2 separate regions of the Homo sapiens genome follow, and region 2 is linked to region 1. A link is an interaction called in ENCODE POLR2A ChIA-PET data of the cell type or tissue named here. Cell type or tissue: PC-9. All regions are shown on one strand. Each heading gives the region's core, and the rest is flanking DNA. Links, peaks and the distances in the headings are about the cores only.

Region 1 (5,379 bases), core at 252-5,251:
CTCACTGCAACCTCCACCTCCTGGGTTCAAGCAATTCTCCTGTCTCAGCCTCCCAAGTAGCTGGGACTACAGGCGCCTGCCACCATGCCTGGCTAATTTTTGTATTTTTAGTAGAGACGGGATTTCACCTTGTTGGTCAGGTTGGTCTCGAACTCCTGACCCCAGGTCCACCAGCCTCGGCCTCCCAAAGTGCTGGGATTACAGACATGAGCCACTGCGCCTGGTAACTCCCATCTTTTTTTAAAAAATAAAAAAAGGCCTCCCCCACATTTATTTATTTATTTCAGATAGAGTCTTGCTCTATTGCCCAGGCTAGAATGCAGTGGCATGATCTCAGCTCACTGCAACCTCTGCCTCCTGAGTTCAGGTGATTCTCCTGCCTCAGCCTCCTGAGTAGTTGGGATCACAGGCATCCCCAACCATGACCAGCTAATTTTTGTATTTTTAGTAGAGACGGGGTCTCGCCATGTTGGCCAGGCTGGTCTTGAACTCCTGACCTCAGGTGATCTGCCAACCTTGACATCCCAAAGCGCTGGGATTACAGGCATGAGCCACTGTGCCCAGCCTTGTTTTCTATATTCATTACTCCTATGGATGTTACACTTCTTTTTTTTTTTTTCCAATTATTGAGCAGCTTCCCTAGCCAGAGTATGCTCAAAGACTCCTCCCCTGATCTTTTAATGTCAATAAGTATCTGAATTGTTTCATAGAATAAAAATATGCACTAGTTTTGACCATTTGATTCATTTAATTTTAACTTAATTGGGAGGGAAAAAGAAAATTCATACTAAAAACCCAAAGCATTAAGTGTGACATCAGGGATAGGAATACATTAAAATGCTGGGCTTTTAATTGCCACAGCAAAGCAATATGTATTTGTGTGTAATAGTTCAAGTTGCTGTGCAATTCAAACTGTTCTCGGTGGCTCATGCCTGTAATCCCAGCACTTTGGGGGGCCAAGGTGGGTGGATCACCTGAGGTCAGAAGTTCGAGACCAGTCTGGCCAACATGGTGAAACCCCATCTCTACTAAAAACACAAAAATTAGCTGGGTGTGGTGGCACATGCCTGTGATTCCAGCTACGGGAGGCTGAGGCAGGAGAATCACTTGAACCCGGGAGATGAAAGTCGCAGTGAGCCAAGATCGTGCCACTGCACTCCAGCCTGGGCAACCCATAGCGCAAGACTCCGTCTCAAAAAAGAAAAAAAAAGTTCTAACATTGATAAGCAATGACAGCCTAAACAAGCAAGGGCCAGGCTTGGTGGCACACAGATCTACTCTTGAGGGCAAAGCAATAGGGTTGCTTGAGTGCAGGAGTCCTATGATCATGTGAGTAGACACTGAACTCCAGCATAGGCAACATAGTGCCCAGCATAAAACTGTTTTATTGGTTTTATGAATGTTCATCTTACCTCCTCTCTCCACAGATTACCACTCCACAGGGTAACTACTATGAGGAGATTGGTGTATATTCTTTTTTTTTTTGAGACGGAGTCCCCGTCTGTTGTGCAGGCTGAAGTGCAGTGGTGCCATCTTGGCTCACCGCAACCTCCGCCTCCTGGGTTCAAGTGATTCTCCTGCCTCACCCTTCTGAGTAGCTGGGATTACAGGTGCCCACCACCATGCCTAATTTTTTTTTTTTTTTTTTTTTTTTTAGTAGGGATGGGGTTTCACCATGTTGGTCAGGCTGGTCTCAAAATCCTGACCTCAGGTGGATCCACCTGCCTTCGGCCTCCCAAAAGTGCTGAGATTACAGGCGTGAGCCACCACGCCCAGGCTGGTGTATATTCTTTTTTTTTTTTTTCTTGAGACTGAGTCTTGCTCTGTCACCCAGGCTGGAGTGCAGTGGCGTGATCTCGGCTCACTGCAAGCTCCGCCTCCCGGGTTCATGCCATTCTCCTGCCTCAGCCTCCCGAGTAGCTGGGACTACAGGCACCCGCCACCACGCCCAGCTAATTTTTTGTATTTTTTAGTAGAGACGGGGTTTCACCATGTTAGCCAGGATGGTCTCGATCTTCTGACCTCGTGATCCACCTGCCTCAGCCTCCCAAAGTGCTGGGATTATAGGCGTGAGCCCGGCCCCTGGTGTATATTCTTATAGATCTTATTCTATGCACAAGATTATAATTTAAAAGCCAAATACTCTGCTGGACGTGGTGGCTCACACCTGTAATCCCAACACTTTTCGAGGCTGAGGGAGGTCAATTTGTTTGAGCCCAGGAGTTTGAGACCAGCCAGGGCAACATGGCAAAGCCTCTTCTCTACAAAAAAGTACAAAAATTAGCCAGGCATGAAGGCGTGCGCCTGTAGTCCCAGCTACTTGAGAGGCTGAAGTGGGAGAATTGCTTGAGTCTGGCAGTCGAGGCTGCAGTGAGCTGTGATCCCACCACTGCACTCCAGCCTGGGTGACAGAGTGAGACCCTGTCTCAACACAAAAACACCAGAACGTTTCACACAAGTGTTTCTGGGAAGACAGACTGCAGGTTTTTCAGATTTTTTTTTTAGGGCTCCAGGACCTAAATAAGATTAAGTGGGAACCACCGTTGTAAGAAGTTAGAGAACCAACAGCAGCAGTTTTTCTTACCCGCCAGTTGAAAACACTTATATCTTTGAGATGGAGTTTTGCTCTTGTTGCCCAGGCTGGAGTGCAATGGCATCATCTCAGCTCATTGCAACCTATGCTTCCCAGGCTTAAGAGATTCTCCTGCCTCAGCCTCCCAAGTAGCTGGAATTAAAGGTGTCCACCACCATGCCCAGCTAATTTTTTTTGTATTTTTATTAGAGATGGGGTTTCACCATGTTGGCAAGGCTGGTCTTGAACTCCTGACCTCAGGTGATCCACTCACCTCAGCCTCCCAGAGTGCTGGGATTACAGGTGTGAGCCACAGTGCCCGGCCACATTTAGATCTTAATAGTAAACAGAAAAAGTGGAGGTCCAGAAATATCTAAGCTTTTATTTCTATTTTGAGTAGTTATGCTCAAAATAACTTTCTGTCTCAGCATCCCTAGTTGTGACTACAGGTGCACACTACTGAGCTCAGCTCCCTAGTCACAAAATATACTTAAAAAGGACAGGACTTTCAAACAGTAAATTTTTTTTTTTTTTTTGAGATGGAGTCTTGCTTTGTTGCCCAGGCTGGAGTACAGTGGTGCTCTCTGCAACCTCTGCCTCCCAGGTTCAAGTGATTCTCCTGCCTCAGCCTCCTGAGTAGGTGGGACTACTGGAACCCACCACCATGCCTGGCTAATTATTTTGTATTTTTAGTAGAGACGGGGTTTCACCGTGTTAGCCAGGATGGTCTCAATCTCCTGACCTCGTGATCCGCCCGCCTCAGCCTCCCAAAGTGCTGGGATTACAGGTGTGAGAGCCACTACGCCCAGCTGCCCAACACCTTTTTTTAAAGGTCACTTGAAACACCCTCTTCTTCTTTTACATTACAGTTATTTAAGTGTGTTTCCTACTGGAATATATTTAGACTTCTTAAGATATTATCTACCTATAGGCCGGTCGCAGTGGCTCACGCCTGTAATCCCAGCAATTTGGGAGGCTGAGGCGGGCATATCACGAGGTCAGGAGATCGAGACCATCCTGGCTAACATGGTGAAAACCCTCTACTAAAAATACAAAAAATTACCCGGGCGTGGTGGTGGGTGCCTGTAGTCCCAGCTACTTGGGAGGCTGAGGCAGGAGAATGGCGTCAACCAGAGAGGTGGAGCTTGCAGTGAACTGAGATCACGCCACTGCACTCCAGCCTGGGCAACAGAGCGAGACTCTGTCTCCAAAAAAAAAAAAAAAAAAAAAAAGTAGGCCGGGTGCAGTGGCTCACGTCTGTAATCCCAGCACTCTGGGAGGCCAAGGCATGTGGATCACAAGGTCAGGAGATCGAGACCATCCTGGCTAACACCGTGAAACCCCGTCTCTACTAAATACACAAAAAATTAGCCGGGCGTGGTGGTGGGCGCCTGTAGTCCCAGCTACTCGGGAAGCTGAGGCAGGAGAATGGCGTGAACCCGGGAGGCGGAGCTTGCAGTGAGCCGAGATCGCGCCACTGCACTCCAGCCTGGGTGACAGAGCAAGACTCCGTCTCAAAAAAAAAAAGGTATTAGCTACCTATCTTTCCTTCAGCATGGTGCTGGTACTGAATATTCTCAATATTTACAATTCGGTCTCCCCCAAAAGAGAAGAAAAACAAGGGTTTTAAAAGAACCAAAGAAAAGACAAGGAATAACATTCTAGTGTAAGAAAAAATATTTTTAAAAATGAGAAATATTGGGAAGTTAAAACTCAGGATGGGTAAACTTTCATATAAATACACACTGGGGGGATGTGAGGGAAAAGGAAGGACCAGTTCCTCAATCATATTTCTCCATGGTACCACAATAAAGAGACAATCCCATTTTCAAAGAAATTAGCTTTTATTTGAGACTACTTTTCCCCACATGTATCTTTTAAGAATTCTATGCTATGTGATAACCTGCTTATCCACTGTCCCAATACCAAAATTTCTAACAGCGAATTATACAACTGCTCTAGGTAATAAATAAGGGTTGTCCTTCACTGATTAAGGGAATAAACTTCAATAAACTTAACAACAACAAAAAAAATCACACTTTAGTTTTTAAGTTTTAACAGATGTATTTCAAATACAGCATGTTTTACAGGAGTTCACAAGCTTTTCATCTCTAAAAAAAAACTTTCAACTACCTGACTGTTCCATTCCACCCCAGACAAACCTGACATGACTGAACTACTTCATGTGTTACTTTCCCAAAAATAAAGTTAAAAAAAAAAAGGAACTCATGATAAATGCAGATCTCTAATACAGTATCTAACACAAAAGAAGCTTTAAAAAGACAGTTTCTTTCCTTATTTGATTAGCTAGAAGTTTATCTAGGTAAAAGCAAAAAAAAAAATTTACAAAGCATAACATAACATTGGGGTTCTTTTTATACTCAAGATGTTTAACTGTTCAAAATGACAACAATTACATCTTTTAAGAGTATAATAAAATGGGTGGAAAACAGCAACACAACTGACAAAAGTGTAGATGCTAAATAAACCAAAGTTTTTTTCTTAAGGAGTAGGAAGAATCCACAGCTTGGGGAAATCTCAGAATTAAAAAAAAAAAAAAAAAAAAGAGGAAAAAAAATGTCCTTAATTGCAACCATTCCGTTATCAATAGCGTCCTAAAAGAGAAAAAGCAAAAAAAAAAAAAAAAAAAAAAAGTTAACAATTATAGTTTAATTTGCCTCATATTTTTCCAACTATTAACTGCCACCTTCCACCTTATACTCTAATATTCTAAAGTAAGCCATTAATTAGAAATGAGGTTTTTTATGCTACAAAAGTAAAGTTCACATACTTGGGCTGTAGGAACG
Region 2 (5,379 bases), core at 299-5,298, 54 kb before region 1:
TTTACCCTGAAGAAGCCTGGCAGACACTACTTAACCAATTGGTCAAAGTTACCACCACTACTGAAACAAAAATCAACAAACACCATGTGCCTCTAGATGAGGTGCACTGAAAGCAATATCACTTCTGAGGAATTCCATCAAAAATGCCTCACCTGGTGCCAGGCACGGTGGCTCATGCCTGTAATCCTAGCACTTTCGGAGGCTGAGGCAGGAGGATCACTTGAGGTCAGGAGTTCAAGCCCAGCCTGCCCAACATGGTGAAACCTCATCTCTACTAAAAATACAAAAAATTAGTCAAGTGCAGTGGCGGGCACCTGTAATCCCAGCTACTTGGGAGGCTGAGGGAGAATCACTTGAACCCGGGAGGCAGAGGATGCAGTGAGCCGAGATCGCGCCACTGCACTCCAGCCTGGTCGACAGAGTAAGACTCTGACTGACACACACACACACAGCCTCACCTGATGCTAACCATGGGAGACATCAGATAAACCCACATTGAGGGGCATTCCACAAAATAAACAAACAAACAAAAAACTAGCTTATACTCCTCAAAAACAGGAAAGTCATTAAATCAAATGAAGGATTACAGGTCGCTCATGCCTGTAATCCCAGCACTTAGGAGGCCAAGGCAGGTAGATCACTTGGGGCCAGGAGTCTGACACCAGCCTGGCCAACATGGTAAAATCCCGTCTCTACTAAAAATACAAAAAAATTAGCCAGGCATGGGGTGTGTGCCTGTAATCCCAGCTACTCGGGAGGCTGAGGAATGAGAATTGCTTGAACCTGGGTGCGGAGGTTGCAGCCAGCCGAGATCCCACCACTGCAGTCCAGCCTAGACAACAGAGCAAGACTCTGTCTCAGAAAAAAACAACAACAACAAAAAAATGAAGACCAAGGAACTGTCCCAGATTAAAAGAGACCAAACAGGCTGGGCATAGGGACTCACACCAGCAATCTCAGCACTTGGGGAGGCTGGAATTTGGCAGGCAGATCTACCTGAGCTCAGGAGTTCGAGACCAGCCTGGGCAAAACAGTGAGATCCTGTTTCTACAAATAAAATTTAAAAATTAGCCAGGCATGATGGTGTGTGCCTGTAGTTTTGGCTACTCAGGAGACTGAGGTGGGAGGATCCCTTGAGTCCAGGAGTTCGAGTTGCAGTGAGCCATGGTCACAGCACTGCTCTCCAGCCTGAGTGACAGAGCAAGACTGGCTAAAAAATAAAAATAAAAAAAGACAAGAACCTATCCAGTGATAAAAGTCAGCCAGTTATTTTTTACATTTAACTAATATTTACCCAGGGCAAGGAAAGCTGTCTGAAACATGTCAGAGGCCGGACTCTCCATTTGGTCATCCTTAAAAATACAGTGAGTGACCACAAGGTTCCAGCCTCAAAATGTAAACTGTCAGAAGAAATGTTGATGGGGTCCTGAAATCATTATTAGATTTTGTTAAAGTTTTAGGAATAACAGAAGGAAACAAATGCTATTCATTTCCTTAGGCACGACCTGGTATCAACATGTAGGGTTCATTTCAGTTTGAAGAACTTAAGTGTATCGATAGATGCCCAGATGTCCAAATTCATTTCATCCTCCTCATGTGTACTTGTTTTCAGCAGTCCTTAACTGTTTATTCTAAACACTTATCTTTTCAAAAATACATTTTAGAGACAGGATCTCACTCTGTTGCTCAGGCTGGAGGGCGTAGCACAACCACAGCTCACTGCAGCTCACTGGGCTCAAGCAATCTTCCCACCTCAGCCTCCCAAGTAGCTGGGACTACAGGCATGCACCATCACACTCAGCTAATTTTTTATTTTTTGTAGAGATGAGGGTCTCACTATGTTGCCCAGGCTGTTTGTTTGTTTGTTTGTTTGTTTGTTTTTTTGAGGCAGAGTCTCGTTCTATCACCCAGGCTGGAGTGCAGTAACCTGATCTCAGCTCAGTGCAGCCTCCACCTCCTGGGTTCAAACGATTCTCATGCCTCAGCCTCCTGAGGAGCTGGGACCACAGGCCACAACACCACACCTGGCTAATTTTTTTGTATTTTTAGTAGAGATGGGGTTTCACCATGTTGGTCAAGCTGGTCTCGATCTCCTGACCTAAAGTGATCTGCCCGCCTTGGCCTCCCAAAGTTCTGGAATTACAGGCATGAGCCACTGCATCCAGCCACCCACCCTGTCTTGAACTCCTGGGCTCAAGCAATCCTCTGGGCTGCAGTTTCCCAAAGCGCTGGGATTACAAGCGTGAGACATCACACCTGGCAATATTTTATCTTTCATGCACTTAGATTTTTCTTCTTTTTGTTTAGAATTTGACATTTTTTCATTTGCTTATCTTCCTATACCGATTTATTATCTTTTTTTTTTTTCCAAACTGACTTCCCTATCAAGGCTAATATGCCATGGAATTGCATAAAATCCTCACTTGCTCTTGTTATGATGTAAATACATATTCACCAGAATACCTGATACAGGCCGGGCGTGGTGGCTCATGCCTGAAATCCCAGCACTTTGGGAGACCGAGGCGGGCAGATCACGAAGTCAAGAGATCGCGACCATCCTGGCTAACACGGTGAAACCCCGTCTCTACTAAAAATACAAAAAATTAGCCGGGTGTGGTGGTGGGCGTCTGTAGTTCCAGCTACTCGGAAGGCTGAGGCAGGAAAATGGCATGAAACCGGGAGGCAGAGCTTGCAGTGAGCCGAGATAGCGCCACTGCACTCCAGCCTGGGACACAGCGAGACTCCGTCTAAAAAAATACCTGATACAATTTTTTTTCCTTTTTCTTTTTCTTTTTTTTTTTTTTTTTTTTTTGAGAGAGTCTCACTCTGTCGCCCTGGCTGGAGTGCAGTGGCGCAATCTTGGGTCACTGCAAACCTCCGCCTCCCAGGCTGAAGGGATTCTCGTGCCTCAGCCTCCTGAGTAGCTGGGACCACAGGTATGCGCTACCACACCCCGCTCATTTTTTGTGTTTTTAGTAGAGACGGGGGTGGTTTAACTCTATTGGCCAGGCTGGTCTCGAACTCCCGACCTCAAGTGATCCATGTGGCTACCTCAGCCTCCCAAAGTTCATGTGAAAGGCATGAGCCATCACACCCAGCCACCTGATCTAATTTCAAACCACACATTAGAGCAGAGCAGCCATTCTCAAAGTATGGTATAAGGAATCCCTGACACACTTTCAGGAGGTCCAAGAAGTTAAGACTATTTTCCTAATAACACTAAGATGTTATTTGCCTTTTCTGCTGTGTTGTATTTGCACTGGTAGAGCAAAGGCAATGATGAGTAAAGCTGCTGGTCCTTAGCATGAAGCAATGCAGTGGCACTGAACTGTACTAGTAGTCACTGTATTCTTCTCTGGCATTTGCAGCGAAGAATTATGCAAACTGTTTAAAAATGTCCTAATCTCAATCCTTCAGTATACATCCTTTTATGATCTGTATGAAGAAAAGGGAAGCATGCATAAAGCACTTCTGCTACCTATCCTGGTTGTCTGCACAAAAAGCACTGTGCAGTTGTTTGAGTTGCAAGACGAACCAGTCAAGCACCGTTTCTACCTGAAGAACTAGAAGCAAAATGTAGTTACTTAAAAACTTGAGTATCTGGCAGATATTTTCTCAAAAAGGAATAAAATGAGTCTGTCACTTCAGGTAAAACGATTTTCCTGAAGTATCTGTTGCCAAATGACTAAATTTGAGCTTTTAAGTAAAAACTAGTATTTTGAAAAACTTCTATCTATTACCAATGAGCTTTGACAGCCTCCCAATCCTCGTGGATAAAGATCCTTTCCGAGTATAAGACAATCAATGGATTCTTTTTGTAACAAGTACAAAAAAAATTCACTGATATGATTTCAGATTCCACATTGAAACTAGACTTTAAAAAAACTACCACTTGGTGTTACAGCTCTTTTAGAATTTGTCCAGCAGGTGGTTTTCCGGTCTTTACCAGTAAGCCCCCACCCCCGCACCTCCGCAAAAAAGCTACCACTTGTAGCTGGGTGCAGTGGCTCACGCCTGTAATCCCAACACTTTGGGGAGGCCAAGGCACAAGGATCACTTGAAGCCCAGGAGATCAAGACCAGTCTGCACAACATAGTGAGATCCTGTCTCAATTTAAATTTAAAAAGGAATTTTTTTTTAACTACCACTTGTCATATTTTGATGTAGCACCAAAGAATATCTGTAATTATTTATACTCCTTCCTTTTCTAAACACATATCCATATGTGGCTGGATTTTCCTCATATACTTCAATCAAAACAATACATGACGACAAACTGAATGCAGTAGTAGTTACCAGTTTCCAGTTGCCTCTTAGGCCAAAGAAACTTACAAAAATGAAAAACAGTTCTCTTTTATAAGAGTGTTTTAGGGCCAGACGCAGTGGCTCATACCTCTAATCCCAGTACTTTGGGAGGCTGAGGTGGGCGGATCACTTGAGGTCAGGGGTTTGAGAACAGCCTGGCCAACATGGTGAAACCTGGTCTCTACTAAAAATACAAAAACTAGTCAGGTGTGGTGGTGCATGCCTGTAGTCCCAGCTACTCGGGAGGCTGAGGCAGGAGAATCGCTTGAACCCAGAAGCGGAGGCTGCAGTGAGCTGAGATTGCATCACTGCACTCCAGCCTGGGCAACAGAGCAAGACTCTGTCTCAAAAAAGAGTTTTTTATTTAAAATTTTATGATAACATGTAATGGGTTTTTTATAAAACCCCTATCATTCCAGGAGGCTGAGGCAGGAGAATCGCTTGAACCCAGGAGGTGGAGGTTGCAGTGAGATGAGATTGCACCATTGAATTCCACCTTGAGCAACAACAGCTAACCTCCATCTCAAAAACAAAACAAAACAGACCTCTATCATTCCTTATAACTGCTACAAAATATGCCACAGAATATATCGTTAGGGCTGGGCACGGTGGCTCACGCCTGTATTCACAACACCTTGGGAGGCCGAGGCAAGCAGATCATTTGAGGTCAGGAGCTCGAGACCAGCCTGGCCAACGTAGTGAAACCCTGTCCTACTGAAAATACAAAAATTAGCCTAGTATGGAGGCAGGCGCCTATAATCTCAGCTACTCAGGAGGCTGAGGCAGGAGAATCACTTGAACACGGGAGGCAGAGGCTGCAGTGAGCCAAGATTACACCACTGCACTCCAGCCTGGGCGACAGAGCAAGATAAAAAAAAAAAAAAGGAATATATGGTTAGAATAGGGTATGTTTTCTTTTTTCCTTTTTTTTTTTTATTTATTTTTTATTTTTTGAGATGGAGTCTCCCGCTGTCACCAAGGCTGGAGCACAGTGGCGTGATATCAGCTCACTGCAAGCTCCGCTTCCTGGGTCCACGCCATTCTCTTGCCTCAGCCTCCTGAGTAGCTGGGACT

Evidence for each region. ChIA-PET counts read pairs that join two places held together with the same protein. Peaks named below come from ENCODE experiments on the same cell type or tissue, not always from the same donor. Only the 100,000 strongest peaks of a DNase experiment are listed, where the experiment ranks them.
Region 2: POLR2A ChIA-PET joins it to region 1 with 5 read pairs; 10 of 35 experiments call an interaction of 5 or more read pairs at or near these places.

Annotation. Positions count from the first base shown.
Region 1 is chr7:23,500,383-23,505,761 of GRCh38, forward strand. TRA2A (transformer 2 alpha homolog) reads right to left here. Exons shown (of 8, transcript NM_013293.5): 7 at 5,364-5,379; 8 at 4,398-5,187. The coding sequence ends at 5,177. Among named protein-coding and RNA genes, the nearest start is that of TRA2A, 29 kb to the right of the region's middle. In PC-9, for the core only: no CTCF peak of the experiment used is centred there; no DNase peak of the experiment used is centred there.
Region 2 is chr7:23,446,765-23,452,143 of GRCh38, forward strand. All of the region lies in intron 2 of IGF2BP3 (insulin like growth factor 2 mRNA binding protein 3), which reads right to left. It also overlaps the pseudogene RNU7-143P. Among named protein-coding and RNA genes, the nearest start is that of IGF2BP3, 21 kb to the right of the region's middle. In PC-9, for the core only: no CTCF peak of the experiment used is centred there; no DNase peak of the experiment used is centred there; H3K27ac peaks cover 909 bases.